2 separate regions of the Mus musculus genome follow, and region 2 is linked to region 1. Evidence: chromatin loops called from intact Hi-C (ENCODE). Cell type or tissue: left cerebral cortex. All regions are shown on one strand. Links, peaks and the distances in the headings refer to the core of each region. The heading gives the core; the rest is flanking DNA.

The links. Peaks named below come from ENCODE experiments on the same cell type or tissue, not always from the same donor. Only the 100,000 strongest peaks of a DNase experiment are listed, where the experiment ranks them.
Region 2: it touches region 1 in a loop (3-fold over the local background); 3 of 42 quality-filtered maps call a loop at or near these places.

The regions. Positions count from the first base shown.
Region 1 is chr3:136,990,282-136,998,185 of GRCm38, forward strand. No RefSeq gene overlaps it. Among named protein-coding and RNA genes, the nearest start is that of 1700006H20Rik, 39 kb to the left of the region's middle. In left cerebral cortex, for the core only: a CTCF peak has its summit at 4,629 (motif pointing left); DNase peaks (open chromatin) are centred at 3,416, 4,265, 4,632, 5,567 and 2 more places; H3K27ac peaks cover 2,344 bases.
Region 2 is chr3:137,414,498-137,422,401 of GRCm38, forward strand. Emcn (endomucin) reads left to right here. Exons shown (of 12, transcript NM_001163522.1): 6 at 2,224-2,313; 7 at 2,549-2,602; 8 at 4,499-4,594; 9 at 7,761-7,785. Among named protein-coding and RNA genes, the nearest start is that of Gm38650, 49 kb to the left of the region's middle. In left cerebral cortex, for the core only: a CTCF peak has its summit at 4,325; DNase peaks (open chromatin) are centred at 2,318, 2,587 and 4,313; H3K27ac peaks cover 1,492 bases.

The sequences.
Region 1 (7,904 bases), core at 1,604-6,603:
TTCCTGTCTGCTCTCCTGGTTACTTTATACTTGTAGTGGAGTCACATCAAGTATAAAACATGCATACATTTCTCTCTAAGCAGATAACTAGGGAAAACATGACTATCTGACATGCTCATTTCCAGGGCTGGCATGCAAATTGAGAAGATTCCTTAAAGCAGTATACCAACAAATGACTATAAATTAGTTTGCATATTCCCTGTTCTAATTTGGAACAAAATGTGTTGTTTGAGAACACAAAACTACTTACCAGAAAGGAGAGTCAAATCATGCTTTCTTTATAGACATAGCCTGTTCAGGGAGTTATACTTAACAAACGGGGAAACCTTATAAAAGGAAGATTTTTTTTTTAGTCCAAGGTTTAGATCTAGAAATTTCTAAAAGCTAACAATACATGGTGATGCACGCGTCTAATCCCAGCACTTGGGAAGCTGGGGCAGGTTGACCTCTGTGAGTTCAAAGCCAGCCGGGTCTACATAGTGACTTGCAGGCAAACCAGGGCTACACAGTGAGACCCTGCCTCAAAATATATGAATAAAAATAAATAAATATGAAAGTTGGAACTTCCCTGCTTGAATGTTCAGATTAGATTTTCAGTTCATTCAAGACAGCAGAGCATCCTCCCCTCTGTGGTTTGAGAACAGACGTGTTTGCAATAGCACAAGTCACAGCATCTTTGGTTTTCAGAATTAAGGAAGATGATTTCATATTATAACAATCAGGTAAAATACCACAGATATTTCAGGTAAGGGACTACTCCCTTTACTTTTCTTAGATTCTTGTTAAAGGGCATTGCATTCTCACATCTATGCACATGTTTGGATTGATGCCTTAGAATTGATGCAGGGCATAAATACATCAGTAATTCTTTATAATACTATGATTTTATTTTAATACTTCATTATGTATTTGCCATTTTTATTTAATATTTATTATTTATGTAATATTTTCTTTAGCATGCAGTATAACTTCCATTGGCTCATTCTCACAAGCCACAAGCAGAACTGGGAACGGAGCTCAGTGTTAGCATGAACAAAGACTTGGGTTTGGTTCCCAGCATCTTTCCTGCCCTGTGCAAAAGAGTCTCAGTCAGTGACTGTCTAGGACAGATACTGAACTCATCTGGCTAGTATTTATATAAAAAAGGTGGGATAATAATTGTGCTACCAACAGCTAACCTAGGCCAAAAGAGGGTAGTGCCCTGATTCAGTACAAGTAAGATGCAAGTACTTAGTGGCAAAGATGTGGGCTTACTTAGGCAACATATGAAGCACATGAACTATGTGCCTTCGTTAAATGGGCAGGTTGGTTAAAGAGCTAAAGAAAAAAAATGTCCTCGATAGACCCATAGTTTTAAACCTCAAAGCCTTATCACAGCTTTGATTCTTTGTATAATGGTTTCCCTGATTGCACCTTATTTAGTTGTGAAAACTATAACTAAGATGATTGGTACATGATAGATAGGCTGCATATAGATAGATTATAGATATATAAAAGACATTTAATTGATACATGACAGATGATAGGCAGCTTATAGGTCTATAGATTGTAGACAGGTGAGAAATGATTAGAGAAAGATGGTAGATAGATGACACCATAGATGTAGACAGATAGCTAAGGCAGATTACAGATGATGGAAGGACAGACGGATAAATGGATACATGGTAGATTATAGATAGATGAGGTGATAAAGGGAAGGTATATGGATAGATAATAGGTAGATACCTAAAAGACAGACAGGTTACTTCTGGTTCAACTTACTAACCTTTCATCTTTCTCAGCCGAAAATAGATTAATCTACATACTGTGCAATACTTCCAATTTTGACACTGTGGTGAGCTATATAAAGCAGCATTGTGATGTATGTATCATAGAAGTCAGATGAAGCAGGTAGGGATTTAAGAATATAAGGCTGAAATTGCAGAGCCCTTGGAATCCTTGTGGAGTGACACTGCCAGTCCTCAAACCTGGGTGAAGTTCAGTTTGCTCAGCAAGAAGAGGGTAATAATTAGTAATAACCACTTTACTTACTTGACATGTGGATGGAATGTCCATTGTATGTGCATTTTATTTAGTGTTGACTTGTAAAAATAAAGATTACCAAGCTAAATTTGAATTTCTGAAATACAATTTTTAGTCTAAGGATTTAATATAACTCATGCAATATAGAGACATACATGAAACACAATTAGTTGTTTAATTCAATTTTTATTTGTTACAGTTGACATCCACAGTTGACTTAATCGTAAGGTCAGAGAAAATACCATTGTAAATTAAATTTAGACAACACAAAACACTACCATCAAAAACAACAGCAACAGCTCTCTAGTGGACGGCACATCCCACTCTGAGGTCTGAGAGCACAGTATCACATCTTCTCTGTGTTGCTTTGTGGATGCAACCTCTCTGTAAAGAGCATGGATGGATGATCACTATTGGGTAAATGTTTGCAGCAGACTACAGAGCATCCCTCTGTTCCAGTGTGGTCTCAGTGGCTAGTTCACTGTTCTTCCCTGATGAGGAGGGAAGATCTGTAAAGGATACTCTAGGATGTTATTGTCTGTAGCACTATCCTGAGGGTGGTGTCAGCAACATCAATCCCTTCTGGACAATGTTTGATCTTAATTATACACAGAATATATCCATTTCTTAACTCTATTTACTTAAAGACATTAAATTGATGCATCTACTCAAATAGAATGGTTTTAAATCCTCATTCTGTGCTACAAAAGAAAAGAAATGTTTTATTAAGTCAGCAAATATATTCAAAAAGGCCTACAACTAGGCCACAAAGTTATAAGATATTTGCCAAAATGATGGCATAGCCAACCTCTTCTGGGAGACTAGCTGCCATATGCAGCCATGCTACCAGCCCAGACTCAGAGAAACCATTGGATTAGAGTTGTAAACTGGAATTTTTGTCTATGATAAATGAGTGGGCCAGATTGACATATTTCTAATATAAGGATATTGCTTTTTAAACATACAACCTCAATAGAAAAACTTATATTCAAAGCAGTTATTGTATTTCTTATATTTTTGTTCTATTTTTCCTAGAAGAATCTCAAAGGGTATACAATTTCAAAGTCTATGGTTTTTGGACCATAATCATTTTCCTATAAGGCTCTCTGTTGCCCAGTCATAATTCTGAGCATCTGATATCTAGTGTTCTTGGCTCTTCTGAAACCCATGACTTCTAGAACTCTGAAATTCTTTTAAAAAGTGGGTCACACTTGAAAACAGAAGGAATACACAATTAAGAGCGACATCTGGCCTTGTACTGGGCTCACCACACACACTCTGTCTCACTCTTCTCAACATCCCAGAAGGTTATGTAAATTATGAAGACCAAAAGACTAAACAGTTTGGTCAATGGCACACAGCTGGCGTTGAGCAGCTCTGCATTTATACTTATGGATGTCTGCATCCAAAGTCCTGTCTGTTGCCTCAAATGAATGGAAACTTTTCTTAGGCAAATTATGCACAAGATATGCAAAAGTGTTGCTTCATGCTTCAGTATCTTCCCTTGGATGCCAGAAAGCTTCTTGGTTTGAACTAGTCAGAAAACTCTCCTTTTCTCCTTGACATATGAATTCATTTCCTTTAGCCTTATCACTTTTTGCTAGAGCACTGGACAGATCTAAGCTATGGAGACTTTTCTAGGAAAGGACACTGATTGGCAGTTTTCAACCTAAAGAGAAAATAAAGGTGGGCTTTTGAAATGCCTAAATCTCAAAATATAGACAGGAAAACTTTTGCAGAACTGAAGTCGGGACCCAGAGCTCAATGTGGGTTGCATCTCCTCAGCTCTCAGGACTCTTAGCAGACATCTAAAGATGAGTTTGACTTTGAAGAATACATAGGCATAAATATTTGTACTGTTAAAAGGGATATATTTTATTTACTGATTACTGAAGAAAGATACACTGTGCTAAGTGAGATTTCATTTTCATTTTATTTATAAAATAATACTGTCCCCACATTTTGAAGCTACAGGTCATTTTCTATAAAACAAAACTCTTAAGTGTGGAAGGACACACAGACTCTTGGTTGATTTGTGGCACTGTAAGGCAGTCTGTAAGACACACTGAGGACAGCACTACTCTGGATTTTCTGCAAGGTCATCTTTAGTGCTGACTTCCAAGGACCTGTAGATTTCCATCTGTTCTGTTCGCTGACCACATCAACGCCACAGCATGCTGCCCTCACCCTTCCACGGGGCATCTTCTTCAGGTTTTCATCATTTTCACTCTCTTAGCATAAGGTTATGGCATTCATGAGTGTGGATGCTAGACCTTTCCCCTTATTTTCATAAATGCTGAAACTCAGAAGTGAGCCTGCCCCTTGCCCACTGCTTCCGTCTCCTTAGCCATTGCCATCAATATGCTTGAGTTAGTCTGCTGAATCCCTGCCTGGTTTCATTCTCCTCACTGTATGCACAGGCCAGGGCATCCATATCCTCAAACAATTTACAAGATGTATTTCTCTACAATGGCATATTATGGTCTGGCAAGGGGAAAAATGTTTCTATGATGTTCTTTTCTGGAAGAGGTTGAGATGCCAGCTCAGAGCAAACCATGCCAATGACTTGAAGCTCGGGTGCTTGGCTCATACTGCTACTGCCTCCAAGTGGCCCTCCCAGATGCTCACAATAATGATCAGCTAACAGAGGGATGAGAGTTTTCGTGAAAAAGCATACCACTTCGGTGTAATGGTGTACAGGGCAGTGGATATTCAACGCAGATGAGTTCTTACCCACCTGCTGATATCAGTCATAACACACCATTCAAAATCAGCTGAGTCTCTTCTGAAAAGAACATGTTCTGGGACATTACACCTCAGCTTGCTAATTTAAGCAGTGTAAGGGTAGAAAACAACCACTCTGAGCAGTGGAGATGACTTCTAATTATCAAGGTTTTGTGTGAATTAAAACATGATGTACTATTTTCCACTAAATACCTAGCAGATAATTGGGGCTTAGTGCACTGTAGCAATTTCCCTTCTGAGTGAAGGCTTTGGATGGAGACACTGGACAAACATTATAAACACCCTGCACCCCAAAGCAGAAAGACAGCTCATTGTTGCTCATCAGGAAAAACATCAAGGTTCACTGTCCTTTTTTTCCTGTTAACTATCCACTAGCATTATGGGAATTGTGCAAGTTACTGACCAAATCCAATAAAGGTCCTAATAATTATAAAAGAGTAAATGATATAAAATTTCCCCAAATGTATCATATTTAATCATTTCCTCAGAAAAGACAAGGAAAGTCAAGAAGAAGAAAAAAAGCTTTGAAAAACTCAAAGAATCACGTATTTTCTCCAGGGTTATGTAATGGAGTCTCAGTATGAACTATTCTGCTTTTCTGTGAAGTAACTCTTTATCCAAAAATTATTAGAAAAGTGCCAGGGATATTTCTTGGTCAGAAGCCAAGTTGTGGCAATATCTCCTCATTTTAAAAGGTTTTTTTTTTTTGCTTTAAATTTACATGAAGCAGTTTTCTTACCAATTTTATCATAAGGAGGAGTAGGTGGGGGTGGAAATGCTATTTGTGGATTAGCTTTTCAAGAAAAGATGATCTGAAATACTCCAAAAGATGAACCAAATAAAACAGCATCTGAAAGGCTGTTTTAAATGATAGGTCACACAATTCCTGTCCACATATCAACTGATCAAGCTGTAGGTATAAACAAATGATCATTTTCATGTGACCATTTCAAATTTAACTGAAAAGACTGTTTTTCCTGGCAATAATGACTGAGATTTGGGGACAAACACCTCAGAAGACAAACCTTCCAAAGAGAGGCTCCTCAAACATGAGCGCATACGCCCCACTGTAGGGAAATTTAGCAAGCTGATCGCTCAGCACTGTTCTCTGAGTTTCTGCTCTGTCACTAATTTGGACTGTACATACATTTCAAGCTATGTTTAAGCAAACCCAGTTACCATGGTGACATGATACCCCTTTTAAATTCAGTAAGCAATATCTAATTTAGTGGGTTAACTATTTGGGTGCAAGTTACAGACAGACTGATGAGAAACATCACCCAGCTATTTTTTTTTTTAATTGCCCTACCTCTGACCTGGTCCATCTTTTCCTCATTTAGACTGAATCTAATTTTTTTCTACATGATTAACTGGATGATTCCGCTTTTCTGAAACTGGCTGCAGGACTTTAAAAATAACACAGCGAGGCGAGCAACTTCTCCTCTTTAGGAGAGAAGAAACTTTAACATAGGAAAACAAGCAAATCATTTTTAAAGAATTTCCTCGCTAGCCCTCATTAGATATGACATTTTCAAAATAAATCCCTAATATTAGAGCTTGTTGGGCTCTCTAATTTTAGTCTTTTCCCTCCCACACCCAGTCACGAGCTTTGCATTTCAGAGTTGCACTCTCTGGCTTAAGAATGAGAGAGCTTTTTACATGGTTAACAGTACACAAGTCCATGTTGAAAAAAACAGGATGTGTGTGTGTGTGTGTGTGTGTGTGTGTGTGTGTGTGTGTGTGTGAGTGATGAGCAATATGTTCTCTACTAAGGAAGCAGAATCTTAATTTTAAATTATTTCTTCAGAATTTCTTCATGTCATATTACCCATCCATTCCACTCCAATGGATCCTTCGAATCATTTGCTCTTCTTACAATTTTGGTACCCTCTTTCTCCTCTCTATCACACTGCCCTTTTGTTATATTCAAATACTTGGGCATCATTTAGTGGAGGACAGGATAAGATCTTTTCCTTAACCCCAGGGCACTGTCTCTGTGAAGCTGTGGACACTGGAGGGCTACATAGTCTTCACATAGAAATATTCCAAGCCAAATCAGCATCCTCTCTGGCTAGCATAGGTGAGCTCTCTCTGAGCAAATGTGTTGTGTTGTATTTTGAAAGTATCAGTGGATTGTTAATCTGGGAAAGGTATATATAACAAGTAAATACATGATCAGTAAGGTTACTATAAATAAATTCTTAGCTGTGATTTATTTCTTCAGAGATACTTGCCTTGTGGATATTTTTCTAAAAGTTCTCTTGATCTTTATATCATGTGACATTATTTCTATGTCTCTGTATCTATAGACCAGATCACCTATCAGTCTGTTTATCCATTCCTTTAGCTCTGCTTTTTGACAAACAAATATAATTCCTTTATAATAGGATACATTTTGCCTCAACCTTTAAGGGGTTTAATAACTAACTGGATGGGTGTTAATAAATAAGATATCAATTAATTATAGCTTAAATGCCTGTTAATAAGAAAAAACAATGGGCATAATCCTTTCAAATACCATTGGAGATTTAACTGTAGCACTCCTGTGTTTTGTGAGTCAACTACTTACCCTACATTTCCATTCTGAGTAACTTGAACCCTTGGCCCCTGCTCTTATCAATTCCATCAATGTTGGATGCTCTGTCTCTTTTTTTTTGACTGTTACTCTCCTCTACTGCTTCTTACATCATTTTTGTGATTTACTTCATCAAACTCATCTTAGAAATACAAACTCCTGAATGATACTAACCCTGGTCTCGATGTGTAATGTTCCTTTTGTGCGTCAGCCCTACTTCCCTGTTCCCATGGAGCATGTTTTCTGGTTCTTCCTAGAATTGATCATTTTAATCACAATTTACAAAGTAAATATTTCATATGAATTTATCTTATGTTATCATCCATGAATCTTATTAAAGAAGGCAGTACTATTATTACATCTTTAATTAATGATAATGAAATACTCTTCGCGCAGACTTATGCAGTGACGTATGATTAATTGAAAGACATGAATCAGTTCTATTTAACATTAAAGCTCTTAGCCCATACATTATCTTGGATGAAGTACTTGCTGGCTTGACGATGGAAGCATAAGCTGCCAGAGAGGACAATGTGCTGCAGAAGATGGCAATTGAAAAGCA
Region 2 (7,904 bases), core at 1,269-6,268, 420 kb after region 1:
TTCACATAGCTTGATGTAAATTTTGACCTGAAGTTAATAAATTGCATTTAAATTTTGGCACAATGCCTCTATAGATCAATAACCAACACAATCACAAAAATCAGGACCCAGTGCAAACATGTATGATCTAAGGGCAACATGAGTTCCAGCTTCTCCCACTTCTGACTTGAGAAAAATACACCTGAAACATAGAAATGTCTGACATGTCAGTTTCACATGGCTATACTCTGAATTTTTTAGGAAATTAGACAAACTCTCTTTAGTTGGAAAGTTCACCTTCCTAAAGGACATTATAACAATATCATACAGCATATATTAAATAATGTTATGTAATTTAAAATAACTATGCTAGGGTCATTTATTCTCCTGGTCTATTTAAATTTACTCTAACTTAATCTTTATAGCAACAGTATAATGTAAAACTATTATAACCCCATTTACATGTAAGAAAATCAGACAGAAAGAGGTTAAATCACTTGCCAAGTCTCCACAGGAAGTGAGTTTTGCAACTAGAATTTAGCTCTGGCACTCAGCTTTCAGAACCATATTCCTAACTACTCCATTATTCTTCACTTGGTCCTTCTCTGACAGTGGAATTTTGGTAGAATTTTGGAGTAGCACATTTTTAACACAATAAATGATGATCATCAGATCATACTGTGACTCCTGTTATAGTCACAGAAATGTGTGTGTGTGTGTGTGTTCAATTCAGAAAAGACTTCTTAAGAATTCCAGTTACAGGAAAAAAATCTAAAATAGAAACTTGCAAGTTTCTGCTTCATCTGTGTTTACCATTCACTTAAGACCCTGGACAATCAAATTCATTTTCATATGGAAAGCTTGGGGTGGTATCCTTTGAATCAGAAATTGTCCTAAATCAGCCCTTGGCCTGAAAATGAGGATGGAATGAGGGAGGCTGTGGAGTCTTGAAAACTAGCTGTTCCAAATCCAACAGCCATTGGTTACACAGCAAGCCCTCTTGTCCTCTACCAAAACACCTAAAAGACTATTCACCTCCAGGCAGCCCTGGACACAGGCAACCACAACTAACAGTATGGAGCTCTCTGCTGGCTCCTGCTCTTTTACTTAATTTTTTTCTTTCTTTTCCTTTTTTTCCTCTCCCCCCACCCCTTGCTTTGTGCACTAGCCTGACATTTCTCTTTGTTCCTATGGGCATGTATCCAGCTCCCTCCCACAGATCTCTTGCCTGGCAAGCAGAGTGTCGACTCCCAACATGATTCTGCCCCCACAGAGCATGCAGCGTGTGCTATGCTGTGGGTGGCAGAGGAGAAAGGAGCCATGGCAGCCCTAGAAATATCAATCTCCCTGGTGCCATTATGCAGGGTCTCAACACCTCTACGGGGTTCTAAGCAAAGTGGATGTGTCAGTGCAAGAAAGCGGTTAGCCTTGTTTAGTGCACTCTGGCTGAGGCAGGACCTGGTGGGAGGGATGGAGAGAGTTAGGCCCTTTGCACTCTGGGAGCTTTGTAGAAGGATGAAGTAGCAGCTATGATACAGGAGTATGATAGTGAGATGCAGTACATGATGTTACATATATTAAACGATGTTGTCCTATAGTTAAATTTTTAATAATTTTTAATAATAATAATCTATTTAGTCCTCTGATTAAATATGGAAAGGATATATTCCTTAAAGGAAAAAAGATCGTGGTCAAGGATACAATCTAGCAGTCATGTTCAATGGAAGATGTTCATGTAGCTGTAGAGTCTTATAGAAGAAAATCAAGGAGCCTCTATCATTTCTCCCGGACTTCTTATCAAAGGCTACATAGTAATGTTCTATCTTTAGCCATTGACAAATGTCATAAAACCAGAAGCTTTCTGCATTTATACCTATTTTAAGCATGTGTGATAGTGTGAGATGGGCTAAATAACATTTCCCAACATTAAAAATACCTGAAAGGTGGCTAGTGCTTATCAGAGATTTACATCTCACAAGAACCTCGTGCTTTTGGTTTTAAGAGCTGGGGACTAGAGTACGAGACTTGCTCAAATTTTCTTGGCCAGTTATCTGGATAATGCAGTACTGATATCCAGTTCATGTGATGCCAAAGTCTGTCATGGTTCCAGGAGAAATGATTCTCTTATACAGAAATAAAGTGTTTTCCCAGATCTTTAAAAATGCAGACTGTCTAAAGCTACGAAGAAATCCAATATGAAGACTCAATACCTAAACTGAGCCTGGCTTTGTGATTTTCCTATAGTTACTACTCAACTACTGGATGCCTTGCCGAAAATCACTGCAACATCCTCTGCATCTCTAACAACTGCACACACCATGTCACTGCTTCAAGGTATGATTTCTGTGTATCTAAATGGAAAGTTCTTCTACATTACTGTTCTTTGTGAAATAAGCACAATCCATCTTCATTTGTGAAACATACTCTTGCAGGGTGAGGAAAAAATTTGCATTTGCAACATCATAACTATAAATCATGAATATTTCCTTAAATGGGAGTAGAGGGAGAGTTATGTGGATTAACGTATCTATCAAAGGTGACTGAGTTGTTTTCTTTCTCAAAATAACAGATACTGAGGATAGGAAGATTGCAACCACTCCATCAACCACCCCCTCCTATTCCAGTGAGTAACATGTGTATCTCCGTTCATGGAAGTAGACGTGCAGAGTATGCAAATGACAACAGTGGAGGGATGGAGCTGCGGATAACCTGTTTTCAATGTTACTCAGCATGTAACTCCATTATAACCCAAACTACAGCCTGATTGAAGAATTCTTCATAAGCCTGATCTTAGTTACCACACCATGGCCATTTTCTTTCTCTTTTTTCTTTTGTTTTTCTTTTCCACTTTTGTCCTACAGTAAGAAATTACCAGAAAAGACAAAAATATAGCTTAATGGAAGTGTATTCAGCTAAGGCAAAATCTCCAATCTCCACACTAGTAACGTTTTATTTAAATCACCATGCCAAATGCCTTCAACATATTCATCATTTGTCAATTAAATATTCTTAAAGCAAATAACTTATTAAAAATGCCTTTTTAACCTTGATGGAGTTTTATCTTATTGATTGTAATTAATTTTATTTTAACATAAACATATATAAGCAATATAACACCTTACAGATGTGCTAAGATTGACTAAAGAATATTCAAATAGTTATAGTTTCCTTAGTAATTAATTAACAGCGAAGTGAATGTATGTGGAGCTGGAATTCCATGTGATTATTTTTGTTTCAGTAAAACCATTTCATTGAATGATATATCACAGAAAGAACTGACTCGTTGATTAATGCCATTTTTATTTTGAAATACTAATAATGTCACACAAAATCCATCTTAAAGTGTGCTTAACCATTGACTCTTTCTTTGTCTTGTTTCTTTTTTCCTTGTTTAAAAGTTGGTTATTTTATTTATTAACATTTCAAATGTTATCTCCCTTCCCTTCCTGGTTTCCCCTCCACAAACCCCCATCCATCCTCCTTACCCACTGCTTCTATAAGGTGTTCCTCCACCCACCCACCCACTCCCACCTCACCACCCTAGCATTCCACTGAGCTGGGGCATGGAGCCTTCACAGGACCAAGGACCTCTCCTCCCATTGATGCCAAATAAGGCCATCCTTTGCTATATATGCAGCTGGAGCCATGGGTCCCTCCATGTATACTCTTTGGTTGGTGGTTTAGTTCCTGGGAGCTCTGGGGGGTCTGGGTGTTGATGTTGTTCTTCCTATGGTGATAATGAAGTGTAACCTACCCTAACAATAAGTTGAAATATCATTGCCCCTTGATAAATAGGTAAGAGGCAAGAATGCAAGTAGATGGGATACCTGACTAATTCCCCACACACTGATCCTTTGCTACAATCACTAAACTTTTACCCTTGCAAACGACTATCACTGTAAACTCAAAGCAAAACAAAAACAAAACAAAACAAAAACTCTCTTGTTAATGAAAACAGGGAAACCTTCCTCTAATTCACAACAGCAACACACCCTTAAAACACATGGACATGTGTGCATACCTAACTATTTTGAGCTATGTTGTTAGACTTTCTAAAATGCTATTTGATTCATCTATTTATGTTTTTTCACAATTTTCTATTTTTAAGGCAACATGTTGAAAAGATATTCACAAGTCTCAGCCTTAGAATTAGAACCATCCAGTAATCTGCATCTTTTTTTCAAGTAATTTTATTATAAAATACAAAAATATATATAATAAAGAGAACAGTTGCCTCTAGTCTCCTCTTTCCTTATTCCCCAAGCCTCCAGGAAGAAGGAAAGCCATCTCTCTGAGGTTTGGTAGTTTGTTTAAGAAAGGTTACAAGGGTGACATCAAGTGGATATGTCAGAAATGACAAGCAGAGCAAACCCATAAATCAGATTCATCATTGCCTGAAATATACTAGTGGTTTGATAGGATGTTGTTTCAAGGGGAAAGCACACGTGTCCTATCTGGTGTGGTCTCTTTGTATGGAATCAGCACTACTCGAGCTAACAATGTGCCCAATACTTTTCAGGTATCATTTTGCCTGTGGTTATCGCGCTGGTTGTTATAACACTCTTGGTATTTACTCTGGTGGGTTTGTATCGAATATGCTGGAAGAGAGACCCAGGTAAGGACTGGCCTTTTGTTTCATTTCATTTTTTCCCCCAAAAGTAGAATGGGTGGTTGCTTAGTGCGACTGTGACCTTCAACTGTCAGAAGGAGAAGTGTTATAGTGAAGACAGACAAAGAACGGGGGACCAGGTGGAGAAAGTCTCTCCACACTGTTGGCAGAAGCAGTGTTTAAGGTTTGTTAGTAGAGCAAATATAGATAAGCAATTCATGCTAGCGAAACACCTCCAATGGTGAAGATAGTCATAGGTACATGCTTCAAATGCCGGGTACAATAGGATGCATGGTCAGAGCAAGCAAAGGTGTATGGAAATTTAGCTTAGAAGTCCGTCATCTCAAGAATCAGGCTTCGGGACCCCTTCCTGTCCTTAAGAGGCTCAGTGTCTTTCCAACATAGCTATCTTCCATGGCAGTGTTCTGTACTTTATCCTTTCTTTAAATAAACTTTCTATTCTAGAGTAGATCAAATTATTATTTTAAAGCGAATAAGTTATAAAGATAAGATATTTCCTCATATTCCTTATCTATCATCCCCATCAACATCACCACCATTATCATCTACTACAACAATAACGACAGCATCATGTTCTCATAATCAGCTTAGCTTAGGACAGTAGATTTGTTGGAGCAAAAGAACCAATGTTAATGAATTATTCTAAACAAAATTCTCTATTTTATTCATATTCCTTCTTTCTTTCTTTCTTTCTTTAGTTGTTTCTCAAGTCCAAGGGTTATGCTGTCTTTTGACTTGATGCTTTGGCCACGCCTGCCTCTGCTTGCTTAGCTCTGCCATGTTACTCCAGTTCATCTGCCCATTTCCAGACCTCTGCCCTGGACTTGCTGTGAAGTTCAAGTCTTCATACATTTATCCATACTTGTCCTTTTCCTGGAACATCAACCCCACCCACCCCTTGGCTTTTAGAACACATTTGCAACTTACCCTATAGGATTCCACCTACAATAATCTATTGTACCTTTTGATGACACAGCACTTCATTAAGCAGAACACATCATACTTTTAACCTTTTTTGGTTGACAAAATTGGGTGACAGCTTCATGGTGCAGTAGAATTTTTACTCTGTTCTGTGCCTGCTTTGCCTGGAAGCCCATCAATCATTGTCCCGGGTTAAACCACAAAAACTTCACCTTGCCTTTTGCTAGATATATAGCAGTAGACTTTATTCTGTTTTAAAATGGCCATATTCCCTTAATTTTCATTCTATTTCACTAACAAAATTCTACCTGAGCCTCTTAAGCTAGTAAGAAGGTAAAAGGTGTTTATTTTTATACAGCGTATAAGCTGCACTCTTACTTTCTTACCCCAGGACACTAATGAATGTGGTTTAGGCCAGCCACTGACTGTGCATCTCACAGACAGGATTGTGGCAGCAAAAGAGAAGTTAAAGGAGCAACACAGAGGCATTCATTCAAGCTCTGGGTGGGAAATAAGAAAAAAATAAACAAACAAACAAACAAACAAAAACAGTGGGCTTTCCTGTAGAAATGAGGGGGTAAGCCTCGCAGTGTCTGAAAGATACTCTCTTATCCAGTTTCCAAAGAGAAAATACTACTTGCATAAACCAGCTTGCCTCCATGATTTTAACCCACCAATCTTATTTCTATGGGAATACAGTCATTACAGTTGAACCCAATGGGGAGTTGAGTCTGTAAAATGGATAAAAACTAATATGTTAAATCCACTTCTAAAAATACCGTGTACTGAAAAAGACTTGTTTAAACTGGAAAATTTTGAAAATGCATGAGTTAAAAGTGGCATTTTCTATTAAAGCTGACTCTAAAGGAATAAATCCTCATCGCGCTACAGTTATTCCCGGGATGGATGGAGTTCTAAAACGAAGTGTGGAAATTATATAATCGCCCAAATCTATTTGGTTACTGTTAGCCTTGTTTCCACACAGAATTTCAAGAATTGTTATCATTAAATGAGCTCCATTAAACACCTGCAGTTAATCACCCTTTGAGTATGTGGAGGAGAATTCATTATGTTCAGAAAATTAGTGAGCCCACTCTGCTCTCTGGAAAACAAAATGAATCAGAAATTGAAAATTAAGCTTATCTGAATAATGTTGATCGTAGATTGAGCTTTAACACAAGCATGACATATATACAGAAAGTTTGTTGGAAGATATCTATCTCTAATTAACCCACTGTTACCATAATCTAAGGAAACAAGCTAAAACAGGCATTCGGATATTTCTCAGCTCGCTCTGAAAGGAGGCTAAGTAATATCACATTGACACTTATGGTAGTAAATATTACTGCTGGATCCTGCTGATGGGTTAACATTGTAGGACATCATTAGTGCACAGCATGAGGTATGACAGGTTAATGCTAGGTAATTAGACTTCTAGTTGGATGTCTTGTTTTGGGAAACAGAAATAGAAGCAACCTAAATGTTAATGTTAGCCAAAATCTTTATTAAAAGAAAATATAGTAACATTTAAAGGCAGTAGAGAAATACCCCAGACGCCTAGCCCAACGATGAGCTTGGTTACATTTGACGAGAGACTGACACAGGAGCCAAATGGAATAGAATGGAATCAGGAGCAAAAGGGAAGAGTTAAACAGCTTAGCATCTGCTTCCTGGAAGCCAGGGTACTACAATATGAACCATTCTCAGAGCGAACTCACGGGGTTTCTGTCAGACGCTTGGGAGGCTGCCTGGCAGAGCATGCAAAAATTTAGCCACCTCGGTGGCACTTGGAAGGCCACTCACGAGAGGCTGGATCAGTGGGGTATAATCCAACACAAAGGAAATCTCCATCCTCACTCACCACAAATACAGGGATTTGTCTCGCAAAAAAAAAAAAAAAAAAAAAAGAGTAACGGTCAAAGGAAAATAGGAAAGTCTTTTCTCTGGTTGAAAAGGCAACTCAATGCTTTGAGAAGTTTCTCAGAGATATCACACACTTGGAAGTTTCTAGTGTCTGTGTGATAGACAATCCTAGAAGGTACAGTCTCAACGTTATGTGATACTCTATGGTAAAAATAAAACCAGAACTAACTTTCTTGTTGTTTCCATAACTGCCCCATGCCAGGCTAAGTGTTGACTATGCCTGAGGGAAGACCTCTGGGTAACAAGTAAAATGTAAAGAGGAAGCATCTAAGATCTCAGGTTTAATAACAACCATTTTCTTTTCTAGGCACTCCAGAAAACGGAAATGATCAGTAAGTCGGGCTACCCGATCTCCCCGAACCCCAACTTCCAATCCTGCCATTTACATGGAGAACATTTCTGAGATTATACTTAAATATATATATATATATATATATATATATTCATTTTT